Regions from separate parts of the Mus musculus genome. Here region 2 is linked to region 1. Evidence: chromatin loops called from intact Hi-C (ENCODE). Cell type or tissue: left cerebral cortex. All regions are shown on one strand.

The links. A loop is a pair of places that touch in the nucleus more often than their neighbours do. Peaks named below come from ENCODE experiments on the same cell type or tissue, not always from the same donor. Only the 100,000 strongest peaks of a DNase experiment are listed, where the experiment ranks them.
Region 2: a loop joins it to region 1, with 4 times the contacts of the local background. A loop is called at or near these places in 33 of 42 quality-filtered maps.

The regions. Positions count from the first base shown.
Region 1 is chr15:55,552,606-55,560,605 of GRCm38, reverse strand. Mrpl13 (mitochondrial ribosomal protein L13) reads left to right here and starts at 3,294. Exons shown (of 7, transcript NM_026759.3): 1 at 3,294-3,348; 2 at 5,163-5,286. The coding sequence starts at 3,322. It overlaps Mtbp (Mdm2, transformed 3T3 cell double minute p53 binding protein), which reads right to left and starts at 3,198. Exons shown (of 22, transcript NM_134092.3): 1 at 2,869-3,198; 2 at 2,025-2,105. The coding sequence starts at 2,986. In left cerebral cortex, no CTCF peak of the experiment used is centred here; DNase peaks (open chromatin) are centred at 3,045 and 3,242; H3K4me3 peaks cover 1,779 bases; H3K27ac peaks cover 850 bases.
Region 2 is chr15:55,103,570-55,111,569 of GRCm38, reverse strand. Gm9920 (predicted gene 9920) reads left to right here. Exons shown (of 5, transcript NR_045093.1): 3 at 354-450; 4 at 2,593-2,657. Among named protein-coding and RNA genes, the nearest start is that of Deptor, 4.7 kb to the left of the region's middle. In left cerebral cortex, a CTCF peak has its summit at 4,842 (motif pointing left); a DNase peak (open chromatin) is centred at 4,840.

The sequences.
Region 1 (8,000 bases):
ACGCAAACCATTGCCAGGAAAAAAAAAAAGGTACCATGCAGTGACTGATCGTGACACTACTTTCACAGTGTGCTAACTAGTCACTGAACATCTTACCATTCAATTTTATGCAGAGAAAGCAAAATATCTAAATTTTGTTTCTTCCTGGTCTTCTGATGTAAACTCATTGTAGTAATTTTTTCCAATAGATAACCAGAAAAGGCATTTGCTGAGAAAGATGAAGAATAGCAAGAAAACAAAGTTATGGGTGCTAAAGTGCTTTTCAAACCTATATAAATAGAGTTCTAGGTTAGTTACTGTGACAAACATGCTAAAACCGGTAACGATGTCTGTCCCAGGGAAAATGGTGCTAGCAAGAAACAGTCAAATTAAAGGAATGCATGGATAGTTCGCAAGACTGACAGCCCAAAGAAAAAACACTAGAAGCTGATAGAACTAGAGTACAAGTCGCCAAAGCACAGAAACGATGCTAAATCTGTATAAGTTCTATGATGGCAAAGTAGAACTTGATGCCCGACTGTTTTCAGCAGATTTAACAAAGAAACAAAATACTTCAATTGCACTGTGTCTCATGTTATAACCTACAGAACACACAGTAAATATTATCTTTACTATTTCTTTCACTGTCTTACATATTTAAAACAATCAGTGTTTTAAATTCTTTTTAGTTGCATTGTGTGTGTGTGTGTGTGTGTGTGTGTGTGTGTGTGTAGACACCTATGTGTCACACTCTGTGTGGAGATCAGATAGATGACTTGCAGGCGCTGCACTTCTCCTTCAGTATAGGTCCTGGGGAATGAACTCAGGTCATCAGCCTTGAGAGCAAGCAACCCCACCCACTGAGCCATTAAAAACCAACAAGAGTTTTTAATTAGCTTTGATAGGAATGTTACAGGTCATGGAACAATTCTACTGTCTAATTGATTATTGAACTGGGATGGTCTTGCATGCCTTCAGTACACATCACTTGCAGAGTTCTGCATTACTGTACAAAAGGGGTGTCTTATAAGAAACCCTGTCCTTCCAAGCAGAGTGAATACTTTCATGAGAACCCAGTCTAGAATGTTTTAAAGAATTCGCTAAACTTTACCAACTTCAGAAATTAATAAGAGTACCATTAGAACGTGGACAACAGGCTAGTACAGTGCCTACATACTGGAAATCAATCCTTAGTGGTGAGAGCTGCCCCCGAGACTAGAGGTTCTCCAATAAGGAAGGGAGCCGATTATAACAGAATCATGAGAGCTGCAGCTCTCAAAAGGAGGCTATTTTTTCCTGCCAACTATAGACACTTCCTTCAGCTTGTAGGATCTGATCTGTCTCCATATTCATATTTTCTGGGCCTTAAAGGATATTATCAGATGGAGAAGTAAAAGAGAAGAAAATTATCAAATACATTTACAAATAGATATATTTGTAAAGTACCAATAGAACTAAAAGTAGGGAAGATTTCTTGCCCCCCCCCCAAAAAAAAAAGTAGTGAGAACTTCAGAAAGTCAAAGCAGATGACTCAAAGCTGTTTTTGCTTTAAGAGAATCAGTAAAATAGACAGGAAAACAACACCCACATGTGGTAAAGAAGGCAGAGTGGGAGCTGTAACGGGTTGTCTTTACTCAAGACAAGAACCCTTCCACAAGCAGGGCAGTGGTGGCACATGCCTTTAATCCCAGCACTTGGGAAGACAGAAGCAGGCAGATCTCTGTGAGTTCAAGGCCAGGCCGGTCTACAGATAAAGAGTTCCAGGAGAGCAAGGGTTATATGGAAGCAAAACTCTCACAATGGGAACCCAGAATAACTTTTATAAAAACTTACAACATTCAAATATCAGGAAGGAATAGTAATGTAGTTGAGGTTTTCTTTAAGATACCCCCATAGCCCTGTGCCTCTCAAGTCAACAAGTCTTTCTTGTACTCCTAGGTTATCAAACTGACTGATTTCCAAAAAAATGCTGTGTCAGACTTTGGGGGTGGGGGGTGGTGGTGGATAGGAGAGGAATTTCATTACCATTACACTTCTGTACTTACCAGGGAATGTACTGTCATCTGGATGGATTGAATCGCTGATGCTTCTCTTCAAGAGGTGATAAATATTGGTTGCGGTCAAATCTATAAAAATAAAGACCTGACTCAGTCATCTAACTCAAGAGTTAACATAATCTAGGGCCTGTTTCCATTTCACTATCAGAGGATCTGAAGGCCAGTAAGTTGTAGACAGAATACATGTTGACCAAGTCTATTCAAGTGCTGACACCGCAGAGAAAACAGCCAAGTCTCCTCATTTGTATATGCTAATCAGTAACAAGAAATCAAAACTTCCTTCCAAAAGAAGTATATACGAACTATATACATTTCTTCCTAAAAATGTCTGCTTAATCAAAACAAGGAAAACGTAATATTGAGATTAGTCAAGTACGCCAAAAAAGCAATGCAGCTAAAATCTTTTAAAGCTGGTCATTTCTCTTTTTTTAGTGTGGAATGTTTCCTTCATAGAATGTAAAACTCAGATCTGCAGAACCTATCATTTCTTTCTGTGCTTTCTTCAAGGTGGTAGGAACGCCAAGGGACACTTCTTTCTGCAAGCATACCTTCCCTAAAAGCAAAAATTCGATGACTATGCCACCAGAAGATTCAACCAGGCAAATATTCAGTTCACCAAGCACTTGGGACACTGGCATCTAATACCCACAACTTTATATCTTTTCCATTGACATACTACTGCTCAGTTCTTATAGAAACTACTTCAGAGAGTTAGTTGCACGTTCCCGGGACCATTCGACCTATGCGCCTCCCTCCGGGATTTCATCAGAAACTCAAATCCTTCGCTTCCCCGCCGCCGGTCGTTCCCGCCTCTTCTCCGCCCAGAGCTTACCGGGCTGTTTGTCGGTGCTCTCCAGGGATGTCGCCTCAGTGCCAGGCTCGATCTCCCCACCCGCCACGGATCGAAACTTCCCTTCCCTCCAGGTGACCAGCAGCAAGTACCGATCCATCCTCTTCGCGCCCGGACTCAGTGTTAGGTCTCAAAAGAGCCGCGCGCAACGTGCACTTCCGGTTTCCTGCCGCTCAGGTTGGCTGCAAAATAATGTCCTACGTCGGTTTTCCCGCCAATTATTGTGGGAAATTATTCTCTCAGGAGCCACACTCTCTGCTCCTCTCATAACGAAACCGCTACCGGCGGGGACCCGAGTGTGGCGGGGAAGCAGATGAGCGCACGCGACGGCAGTAGGAACCTTCATGCTCGGGTGTCTGTGTTTCCCGCCGGACCCGTGGTGCTGGTTCCCCGGCGGGGCGGGTGCAAAGTAAAGGACGCCGCGGGTCGGAGAGCATGTCCAGCTTCTCTAGGGCGCCCCAGGTGAGTTTGCGCGTTTCGGGCAGGATAGTGTGCTCAGTACGCTGGCGAAAATGAAGAGCAGTGTTCACAGGGATTTAGTGCAGAAGCTGAGCTTTCAGGGAAGCTGACACCCGTACCCAAGAAATGCTTTAGGAGTCACTTACCAGAGGGTTGTGAGTCTGCCTACCACTTGATATCTTTGTTTTGGCTCCTTTCTCTCCTCAGTCTGCCCCTTTCGTGTCTTTTGTTCCTTGCGGAAAGAGAGCTAAAGTGAAATAATAGGTTGAATGACGTGGGGCAGTAAAAACCACTAAAAGATGTTTATTTTTGTTTAGTACAGTAGGGGAGGGGGAAGGGAAGGTGTGGAGCTGTAGCTGATGTAGCGTAGCATGCCTGGGTTCCATCCCCAACACCGCATAAACCTGGAATTATGGTGCACGCATGTTATCCTAGCACTTGGGAGGTGGAGGGAGAAAGATCCGAAGTTCAAGGCCAGCCTTCTCCGATACTTAGTGAGCTTGAAGTCAAGCCTGCGCTGCTTAAGACTGTTTATAAAGAATGAAGACCTGTTGTAGAGTTTTGACCTAGAAGTCTTAGGCATCAGAAGGATCAAGCAAGCACTCAAGCCGCCAGGTGGAAGATAAACTGTTCACAGATGGGAGATCTTTGAAGGGCTAAAGGGAGAATTCAGTTAGAATTCTATTTTAGTGTACCACACAAAATACTCATTTTACAAGTCAGGCTGAAACATTGGAGTTCTAAGAAGTCCACAATATATATTAAAGATTTGAATGTGGGTGTAAAGAGAAACAAGAATAACTTTTAAGAATTCTGGTTTGGGCAACCGGAAGGCTGACTCATAGGGAATACTGAAACTGAAGCAGATTCTAGATAGAAGAGAAAGAATTAGTTTCTGATATGTTAATCCAAGACAACTCCTAGCCTAACACTACTTGAAGTACATTTCCTTTAAATGTAGTTGTTACCTGTCTATAATCAGGTAAATAACAGATGTGAATATTTAAAACTTTGACAGCAAGTTGACATGTGGCAGTATTTCTATTATTTATCAAGCTTTTTTAAAGTATTAGTTCACATGGAATGTGGTAAACTTGTCTTTTGCGTATGCATAGGCTAGTTTAAAATTTAGGATAACTAATATGAAACCACAAGCTTATAAGTGTATTTTTCTAGCATATAATCCTTGTGTATATGCATATGAAAGTACCTGGACAAGATCTTTCTGGAATAGAGATAATTTCCTTAGTTTGGAGGCATTGAAGACAGTGATTTTATCAGATGACCTAAAGATGTCTTGGAAGACAGGCCTGTAATACCAGCTATTCTAGAGAATGAAGTGGGGATAGTTGTAATTTCAAGCCTTTGGCGGGTACAGGGTGAACTCGAGGCTAAGCTGAGTAACTTGGTGAGACTCTTGTCTCAAAAGCATGAAAGGGGTTAGTGATGGGTCTCAGTGGTAGAGTGCTTGCCTGGTTTCTCAGTTCTCACACACACATAGACATACTGAATCTAAGCTATACTGCTCTGATTGCATAGTTGTGTTTAGCTCTCCTAGAACTGAGTTCTTGAATAATCTTCAGTTGGCAGTTGGCCACTCAGCTTTCTGTGTAACATGCCTTACTATCTTAATGCCATAACAAGAAAAGACCTCAGAACTGGTAATGGAAACAAATTACACACCCACACAAACTAGTGATAGTCTGTTTTTCAAAGTAATTGCTGGCATTAGTTATAGAATACCCATAATAGTGTATAGTAATGGTTTTAATTGTTTCCATTTTAACTAGAATTTTCTTATTCTCTTTATTTCCTAGCAATGGGCCACTTTTGCTCGAATGTGGTATCTCTTAGATGGCAAAATGCAGCCCCCTGGCAAACTTGCGGTTATAGCATCCAACAAACTGCAAGGATTAAATAAACCAGTGTACCATCAGCTGAGTAAGTACTGCCTTAGATCCGTCATGGGCAGCCGTGCTTTACAACTCCAGAATAGGAACTTCATGAGGTTTCACGGGACTGTGTTCAAGGGCTCCTTTCTGCGTGTATATAAAGATTCTCTATTCTATTCCTTCTGGAAGACCTCATCAGGTGCTAAACTGAATTTGATGGTGTGTGTGTGTTTTAAACAGTCCCATTTGATACTATTACTAAACAAAAACCCACCAGTAACCTTACTTGCACTCCAGTGCTGTCCTGATTTCCACTGTAAATTGAGTTTCCCTTCTTCCACTAGTCTCTTCTCATGACGACATGCCTTTGAGTGGAGAGGTTTTAATAGATGTTGCCTATTTTCTAAAATTTTTCCCCTGGGAAGGTAGAGCCAGCTTGATGTGATAAGTTGCCTTTCACTCTTGAATTGAAGATTTGTTTCTGTATGCTGTTTATAAAATAAACTTTTCATTCTAGAAGAGTTTTGCTTGTAGGCATTTCGACATGACCTTTTACTGAGGCATTTTCCTGTCATATCCAAATTTTCCTCACACTGAAATGTGGACACATCCTAGTGTGCAGTCTTTGGACCTCTTCTCATTCATTAAGTTGCTGATTTCTGCCTCAGATCTCTAAAACCTATGTGTATGATAATACTTCCATATGCCCGTCTCTGTTTTTGACCTGTATGCTGAACTCTGAACCTACTGTCTGCTCAGCATGTCCTCTTGGATATCCATTAGTCATCAGCCCAGTTAGAGACATTATACTCCTGGTTTTCCCTACCCAAACCAACTGGCCTTCTCAATTTTCCCCATCTTAATTCATAGTGTCTGTGTCCTTTCTGATGGTGTGGTTTGAAGTCTTCTCTACTTCTGTGTCCTGTGACTCTTCTTCTGTGTCCCTACACCCTGCCTAAACAGCATGCTGAATCTATAAACTAAAGAGCAGCGTTCCTGCGATCCGGCACCATCTCGCCACCCCTTCCTTCTGTACTTTTTTGGACTGCTGTTCTGTACACTATTTTGTTCATACATAGTTTCTGCACAGAAAACTTTAAGAAAAAAAAGGCTTAGTTATCGTTTTCCAAACAAAAGAATAAAACACAAAGTGGGCATGTCCCCTGCAGGACTCATTAATGGGGCTCCTGCACCTCCTAACATTATTCTCGCCTGCCCCTGAGCAATCCTCTGTGGCCTGCTGTTGTCTCCTTAATTGGCCTGAGAAGCACAGTTTTGCTTGGGTAGCTTTCACGCACCCTTCTCTGTCTGCATGTTCTTCCCCAGTCCTCGTTGGTTCTTTCCTTTGTGCCTTTTGTATTTCTGGCCAGTTATTTCTGTCCTGAAAAGGGCCTTTCTGGAGCCCTCTCTCCAGTTGCCCATTCATCCTTTACATTGCCATTTTTTTCTGAAACAGCATTTTAGGTATCACTTGGCATGAACCCACGTACTGTCTACTTTTCTTTGCTAAACTTTAAAAAAACAGGAATTCTAAGTACCTATGATAGTGTTCCACACACAGTTTAAATCTAAGAAATGTTTGCATTTATGAATACTAATTAAGTAGATGAAAAGAGGAAAGAAAAAAAAAAACCTTTCCAGCTAGTGCCTTGGCATTTGAGCTGCTAGAGTTTGAGTTTGAGATCTATGGAGCTATAGCAAGAAAAAACGTGTTTCGGATGATTGGATTTAGTTAAGAGCATGGCTTTATCGTTTTTCTCATTTGTTAATCCTGTTGCTCTTTCTTCTGTAATAAACTTTCAGTGGAGTATGAGCATAATCCATACTCTGAAGTCTGTGTGTAGAATATGAATGTAAGGATTCTGCCATGCTCGAGCACCCCCTGCAGTGTGTGGTCCAGGCCAATCACTCATTAGGAGTATCATGTACAGGACAGTTTTAAAGAGATGCTTCACAGATACAGGCACCTCTTGGTCTTCCTGGGAGATTGGTTCTATAGTCACTGTGACAACTGGATTACTAAATATTGCACAGCACGTCAAGAAGAAATGCATGTCACAACATTTCTATCCACTCAATATCTAACCTTGTTTTTGTGGGTTTCTGTAAGGATCTTAATACACGCGCATGCACGCACACACACACACACACACACACACACACACACACACACACACGCATGCATATTAATTCTTTAGCACTGAGCTCTTAACCCACAACATTATAACTCACTTGTGAAACTTACTTAATACACATTTATCTCTCCAAGCACATCACAACCTTCCTGTACTTGAGAATTACACAGCATTCTAGTACCAAAGTTGAGGGGCTCTTTAAAGACTGAAGGCACTTAAAAAAACAAAACAAAACAAGCACAGAGGCTACGACAGAAAATAACCTCCTTGGTGGCATTGCTTGCATTTGAGAGAGAACAAACAGCACATTGCTTTCTGTAGCCACCGCTGGCAATATGTGTATCTAACAGCTAAGGGAATTCACAAATATGAGCAATGAAATCAACTGAATTTTGAAAGAAAGAAGCAGCAGCATTTGTAATAAATGTAATAAACTTTTAAAAAAAAGTTGGCAGACCAAAAACATATACTTTCATAGAATTGCAAATTTATACAATTTTTTTATGACTTGAGGTATTTAACCTGCTTCAGAGGTAGGTAAAAATGCTGAGAGAAGAGTTTAGTGATATTCTCATTGCCCTTCAGCTCCCTCAAAGCAGAGCTGGGACTGGAATTTGGGGTCCTGCTT
Region 2 (8,000 bases), 450 kb after region 1:
AGCAAGCAATACAATAAACCGTTAGAAGAGCAGGTTAGGGGCTGGAGAGATGGCTCAGCTGTTAAGAGCACTGACTCACTCCTCTTCCAGGTGTCCTGAGTTCAAATCCCAGTAACCACATGGTGGCTCACAACCATCTGTAATGGGATTTGATACCCTCTTCTGGTGTGTCTGAAGACAGCCACATCGACAGTGTACTCACACATATAAAATAAATAAATCTTTAAAAGAAGAAGAGGAGGAGGGGGGGGTGAGGAGGAGGAGGAGAAAGAGGAGGAGGTTAAACATATTTGAATGGCCGAGCTGGTCTACCATGTTCATTAAAAGTCATCACTGTGTCTCTTCGTTTTTAGTTTGTAAACTTCAACATAGCTTGACTGGGAAGTCATGGCTTCCGCGGCCATACACATTTGTTGAAGTATCTTTGGATTTGCCTTTTGGAAGATACAGGTACTTGTGTCTACGATAACTGTCACAATCTTCAGGAAGTGTCAGTATATAACAAAACATATGCTGCTGTGAATGTTACTTGACATTCCTGAAGACTAGGCTCTGAACCTGCTAGGGTCACAAAAGTAGAGCATTTAGTACTTTGCAAGGTCCATTCTCTGGTAAACAAAACTATTGTTTGGGGTAGAATCTTGCTGTGTAGCCCAGGATAGCATCAAACCCTTGATCCCCCTGCCTCAGTCTCCAAAGTGCTGGAATTATAAGACCTGAACACCATGCTCTGTTCTATTTTTTCCTCCAAAGGTAAATTTTTTCCTCAAAGGTAAATATTTTAAAAGATGCACCAATGGAGAGAGGTTTCAGTTCAAAGTATTCTAAGAGCCCCATAGCATAAACATTAAGTGACAGAGGGAGATGGCCTAGACTTAATGAGGGTAACAGCTGTCTGTCTGTCTGTTTGTTTTTGCTTGGTTTGTCAAGGTAAGGTTTCTCTGTGCAGCCTGGCTGGCCTGGAACTCACTCTGGAGATCAGGCTGACCTAAAACTCAGAGGGCTGCCTGCCTCTGCCTCCAGAGTGGTAGGATTAAAGGCGTGCGCCACTATGCCCAGCTGCTGGTTCTCAGGTTTTAAATCTTATACTTACTATACAGAATATTGAGATTTGTTTCATTCACCCATGCAATCTTGGTCCTCGCCGACCATTGTCCAAGTTTATAATTTTATGTCAGTCACTAAAGCTCTTTGAATTTCAATTTTCTATTGATAAGACGAAAAGTAATTTTTACTTTCTAGGGATGGTCTGTGACATTCATGAAATAACAGTTCAATAAATAAAGTTTTGAAGATACATTTTAATAACAAAATTGTGTACATCTGTAATTTTAAAAAAATTACTGCAATGTAAGGCTAAAAAAAAAATTCAAGTTAGGGAAATGCCTGACCTGAAAGGGAAAATAACTTTTAATTTTATCTTCGGTTTTAGCTTTTTGAAACAGAACATCTCATGTAGCCAAAGCTGGCCTCAAACTCCTGATTCTCTTGCCTCCACGTTCCAAAGGCTGTTGGGCCAGCCCGGCCTACATGAACTGGGTACTCCTGGAAGGCAGGCTGGGGCTGAAAGAGAGACTAGATGGCGAGAGAAATAATGAAGCCAAGACAAACAAATTTTCTCTGATCAAGGCCTGAGAGTTTACTAAGAAACTGTGTTTAAAAGGGGGAGGGCCCCCCGAGTCCATCCTTGGTGCTTTGTTGCCATGCTGTCAGCACTTGGTCACCAGGCTGTTGCTTGTTCAGGAACATCTCAGGAAGACAGGTTCAGTCTCTCAGCAGGTAGCAGCATCTCAGAGAAGAGCAGGGCTGTTGTCACATCAAAAGAAAACAGCCAAGTCGAAAAGCTGCATCACAGGTGGCCCCACCTCAGTGGTGACAAGGGCTGCACCAGACCGCTTCAGGCTGGGGGAAGCTACAGTTACAGATTAAACCTTAGGCTTACATGTGATACAGGGATCACACCATACTGCATTGCTTAAGTCACTCTTCTAGCAGACATATGGGGGAAACTGCTTGCTAAGGACACATAGGCATCCATGGCCATGACTGTCCTGGAACAACTGGGCTTCAAGAAACTACGAGTGTGGATGATGACAGAAAACAGGAAGGCATTGTTATGGCAATTAATCCCACACCAAGATTTCAGAAGAGCTGAAAATCTTGACAGACTTCCACATTGCAAGCCAGTTATCTTCTCAGAGGAAATTTTCTATTCTCAGAGGGAAAGGCTATATAGCGTCAGTCCCATTAGTTATTGAGTGGATTAAATGAAATTTCACAAATCCTTACAGGTGGAAACTAGTAGAAGTGAAGGCACCTTTCCCAGCAATGCTGGCTCACTCCTGCATCTTATGGTACTTTAGAGGCTAGTATCAAAGTCTGGATGAAGACGGTCTGGGTGTGTGTCTGCATTTCCAGGTGCTCAAAGTGTTCCGTTTTGATGAAATACAAGACAAATTACATCAAAAAGGCATGCTTAACATATGCTCAAGCCTTATAGGAGTCAAGAGAGAAAAATACTCTGTAAAATTGCTGTTGAGTGTTTCTATTTGGATTCTCAGTAACAAACAGTATGTCTCCTCCTTCATTTAGGTTCCTGGCCACTCCCTAGTCAATCATATTTTGAGCAGTGCTGGTGCAATGAGCTCTTCCTGAAGGTTAGTCACAAAGTGAAAAGATGAACTTAATTACTAATTACTTAATTACTAATTACTTAATTACTAAAAAAGTGAAAGTATAGTATCAGCCACAAAGCTTAATGATAGGGTAGGTGTTATCTGGGATGGGTACCACACATCCAGACCGAAGCATTTGGAAGATGGAAGAAAGGTCAGTCAGTATTTGTGGTGGTTTGAATACGGTTGGCCCAGGAAGTGGAACTATTAGGAGATGTGGCCTTGTTTGAGTAGGTGTGGCCTTGTTGGAGGGAGTGTGTCACTGTGAAGGTGAGCTTTGAGACCCTCCTACTAGCTGGCTGGACACAGTCTGCTCCTGTCTTCCTTTGAATGAAGATATAGAACTCTTAGCTCTTCCAGTCCCATGTCTGCCTGGATGCTGCCATGCTTCCTGCCATGATGATAATGGACAGGACCTCTGAAACTATAAGCCAGCCCCAGTTAAGAGTTGTCCCTTATAAGAGTTGCCTTGGTCGTGGTGTCTCTTCACAGCAGTGGAAACTGAAACTAAGATAGTATACAAGGTCAACCTTAGCTATATAGCAAATTCAGTAGGTTAGCTTGAAACACATCATATCCTACCTCAAAACCAAACTGACCAAAACTATTGCTGTTGATTCTAAGAGTCTGTCTCATTTCTGCTTGATCTTAACAAAAACTCCTTCTGTCTGTCTGTCATCTTCCTAGGCTCTACTTCTTGAGTTGTACTCACCTAGGAATATATATTTTCTTGAAAAAAAATGTTTCATACCAGTTGGTGCTGGCTCATACCTTTCATCCCAGCATTCCTACTTGGGAGGCAGAGACAGGTGGATCTCTGTGAATCTGAGAACACCTTGGCTTACCGATTGAGTTCCAAGACAGCCAGGGCTACACAGAAATACTCTGTTTAAAAACCAAAAATAAAATAAAAAGATAAAATAAATTTCCTTATATTTTAGTGGATATGTGCACATGAAACTTGCTGGAGTCAGTTCCTTCTACCATGCTGGTTCTGGGACTGATCACAGGTTCTCAGCCTTGGCGTCCAGTTCATTTATCCCCTCCTCACACCCTTGAATTATATCATCTTATAAAAGAGTTATACTGTTCTCAAACTTTAATGGATTCCTGATTCTTCAGCCATTATACTTGTTGTTGGTTGGTTTTGTGAATGGAAGGAGCTGATGGTTTAGACTATCCTGTCCGACAGGTAGTGGTGGCACATGCCTTTAAACCCAGCACTTGGGAGGCAGAGGCAGGTGGATTTTTGAGTTCGAGGCCTGCCTGGTCTACAGAGTGAGTTCCAGGACAGCCAGGGCTACACAGAGAAACCCTGTCTTGAAAAACAAAGAGAGAGAGAGAGAGAGAGAGAGAGAGAGAGAGAGAGAGAGAGAGAGAGAGAGAGAATATCCTGTCCAATGCAGAGGACCAGGTATATGCATGCTGCCTCAGTTTCCATGAGTTCATATGATCTTCACTCCTATTGCTTTAGTGATTCTTGTTCTCTTGGTGTCCTCCATCCCCTTTGGCTCTAATACTCTTTCTGCCTTCTCTTCTTGAGGGTTCCCAGAGCTCTGAAGGGAAGGATTTGACGGAAACATCCTATTTAGGGTTGTGTGTTATTCCCTTTTTTTTTTTTTTTTGGTGTTTTTGAGACAGGGTTTCTCTGTGTAGCCCTGGCTGTCCTGGAACTCACTCTGTAGACCAGGCTGACCTCGAACTCAGAAATCTGCCTGCCTCTGCCTCCCCAGTGCTGGGATTTTGTGTTATTGCTATCCAAATATTTTTGTGGCTTAGAATTGTCAAGAGGGGACTAGTCTTTAACAAAATCATTGTAAGGTATCTCAGGAGTGTATCTCAGTCACAGAGCACTTGCCTAACATGGCTAAGGACTTGGGTTTTATCCCTGGCCCTGTCAAAAACAGACTAGCAAAACAAGCTCCTACGTGAGACCTGAAAACTATGCTTGATAACAAACAAACAAACAAATGACAAGAGATAAAAGCTAACTGGAACGATAGTGAGACATAAGACACTCGGGACTTCATAATTCACACCCACTTTAATATTGTAATGTGTTGCTTTCGTGGTTTTGTAAGAACACATTAGAAAAGAAGCTGTTGGCTCCAGTTCAGCTCTCCTTACCGCTCCACATCATTTAACATATTGGTATGTGCTGCCATCTGCTGATTACTTTTGCAATGACACTAAACAATGTGGAGAAATGGCTGCTTCCCAGAGGTTCCTGGGCATGTTTACAGTCTATCACATTTATTGGGGGTGATACTGGCTTTTAATGACCCAGTACTAGGTATGCTATTTATCACATTTCCTTAGGACAATAACTCTCAAAGACTTGAATTATCTGAAATCTCAACTGTCTTTCTTAGGAGATAGGTTTTGAGAAATTTTAACATAATACAGAATGGTCAGGAATGGGATTATTATGTGTACTGACAAAGAACTGTACCTTGAACTGTTCCAGTCTTAATCAGCAAAGGTTTGCCATTTGGGATAAATGACTGTTTGCTATTTGCATATGGTGGCTGTAGCATGCACCAAGATTACAGCTATGTTAAAGAGTGTGTGTGTGTGTGTGTGTGTGTGTGTGTGTGTGTGTGTCTGGTGTGTCATTTGATTTACTTATTGGGATTTCTATTTTACATTTATTTATTTACTTTGTGTGTGTGTGTGTGTGTTTATGCGCATGTGTAAAAGTGACTTTTTTGTTGTTTTTTTAATTTTTAAAAAGATTTATTTATTTATGACTACAATGTAGCTGTCTTCAGGCATAACAGAAGAGGGCTTCAGATCCCATTACAGATGGTTGTGAGCCAACATGTGGTTGCTGGGAACGCTGGACCTCTCAATGAGCAGTGAGTACTTTTAACCGCTGAGCCATCTCACCAGCCCTAAAAGTCCCTTTTTTTTGCCTGATATAATTGTTGTCTCAGAGGCTTACTGCTGAATAAACCTACCCTTTCTAGTTCTTTTTGAACTCTGGCTGGCTGACAGAACTCAGCAATTCTGGCTCAAACTCTTCTCCAAGGTGACTGATTCAATATTGTAGCCTCCAGCAGCCACAGGTTACTGGGTTCCTGAAAGGAAAGTTGGGGTTGGATGGGAAAAGTGGCAAGAGAAATAATGAACAAAGACAAAGTTCTCTGATCAAGGCCCAAAGTTTACTTTTTGAGTCTGAACTTAAAAAGGGGGGGGGGGGGGAGCCCATCCCCCACCATGCCAGGATCTTCATTGCTTTGTCAGGATCCTGTCAGGAAAACAGGTTCAGCCTCTCAGCAGGTAGTGGCATCGAGGAAACTGCAGATGTGGCAGGACAATAGATTTTACCTAGGTTGGAAGACTCCACCCTAGGTGGGCTAACCTGCTGTGGCATAAACAAGGTCTAAATCAGCCAGCTCAAGGCTGAGCGAGGGCACACAATATGGCTTCTCTGTGACTTCTCATTAAATTGTTCTGCTTGGCCTTAAACTAACTCTGGCCATTTGTTCTAATCTTCTGGTTCCTTCTTATTCTCTGGCTTCAACTGCCTCTGCTGACCTGCACTGAATTGCATGGGCTAATGAACGAACTCAACTCTACTGCACGGCACTCACCGCACGGCACTCACCGCACTGACTCCTGACTGACTGACTCACCCTCTGTCCCTGCGCTGCTCTGAAGTAGCCTTTCTTTCCTGTGCCGTTCGCATGAGAGTTGGCTGTATCCAATCTCTGACTCCTTCTGTCAAATCTTTCTCTGAATTGTCACTTTGTCTGCTCCTTAGTTATACTATCAAACATGGCTGCTTCCTTCTACCGACTAAATTTACCTTAAACATGTGTACTAAGGGCATGTCAATAGAGGTAGGTTGGGAGGTGAGACTCTTGTGACTGTAGAGGCAATGCTGGCCGTTTCTCAGCTACACTGCCACTCCAGAGGGCAGGTTCCCTATGTAGATGCTTTTGTAGGCCAGTCCTGTGCTTGGTGTGCATTCCTGCATCTTCACTGAATCCCTCTGATTGCAGATGTTATTGTTTCCAGCCTCTAGCTGCTGAGGACTGTCCCCTCAGATATGGGGATGTGATGGCCACATCTAACAGGAATGGAGCTATGTAAGCACCACAAATGATACCGTGTTCTGCTTATACTAGCCTTTGCTTGCCCCTCTGCCTCTCTCTCTCTCTCTCTCTCTCTCTCTCTCTCTCTCTATATATATATATATATATATATATATATATATATATATATATATATATATTATGTATACAGTGTTCTATCTACATGTACACCTGCAGGCCAGAAGAGAGCACCAGATCTTATTATATATAGATGGTTGTGAGCCACCATGTGGTTACTAGGAATTGAGCTGAGAACCCCTGGAAGAACAGTCAGTGCTCTTAACCTCTGGGCCATTTCTCCAGCTCAGCCTTTGCTTTGTTGTCATGGGATGAAAAGAGGCACCTCAAAGGCAGGGATATCCCAAGATCCAGGGCTGCCTGGACTCAGTGGGTTCAAGTCAGCTCTATGGTAAAAACCCTTTCTGAGTGTTCTGGACAGGGACTTTTCTGTGGCCGCTAAGTTACTCTGTAGATAAGGCTGCTGAGCATGGTGTGTGTGTGTGTGTGTGTGTGTGTGTGTGTGTGTGTGTGTGTGTGTGTGTGTGATTCCTCTGGCCTCAGGCTCTGAGTGCTGGGATTACAGATGTGAGCCATGCTGCCCAGCTAATCAGGGTCTCTTACTGCCTAGTGTATGACAGTTCTCCCCCTGTTTCTTCTCAGTCCATTACATTATAAGCGAGCCCAGCATCCTCATTCTTCTTCATCCGAATTCAAGGCCCAGAAAAATGCACTTAGACATCGTTAAATGCATATTAAAGCTTGCTCTCCAAGTGGAAAATAGATTCAATTAAGAAGTTGGATTCCTTTTGTTACATTCCTTTTGGCTGTAAAACCCAAAGGTCGTAAGAGGAAGAACAATTTATTACAGGTGCAAGGACACAAGATGAAATATTGACTGAGATTATCTATATAAAACATCAATGCTAACTTGGACCTAAGAATTATAACTTTAGACTCTCAATGGACCTGTGGAGTTAGTGACAGATGAAGTTGTTGGAGTAGGTGTGTCACTGTGGGTGTGGGCTTAAGACCCTCACCCTAGCTGCCTAGGAGTCAGTATTCTGCTAGCAGCCTTCAGACGAAGATGTAGAACTCTCAACTCCTCCTCACCATGCCTGCCTGGATGTTGCCATGCTCCTGCCTTGATGGTAATGGACTGAACCTCTGAACCTGTAAGCCAAGTAAATGTTTCCTTATAAGAGTTGTCTTGGTCATGGTGTCTGTC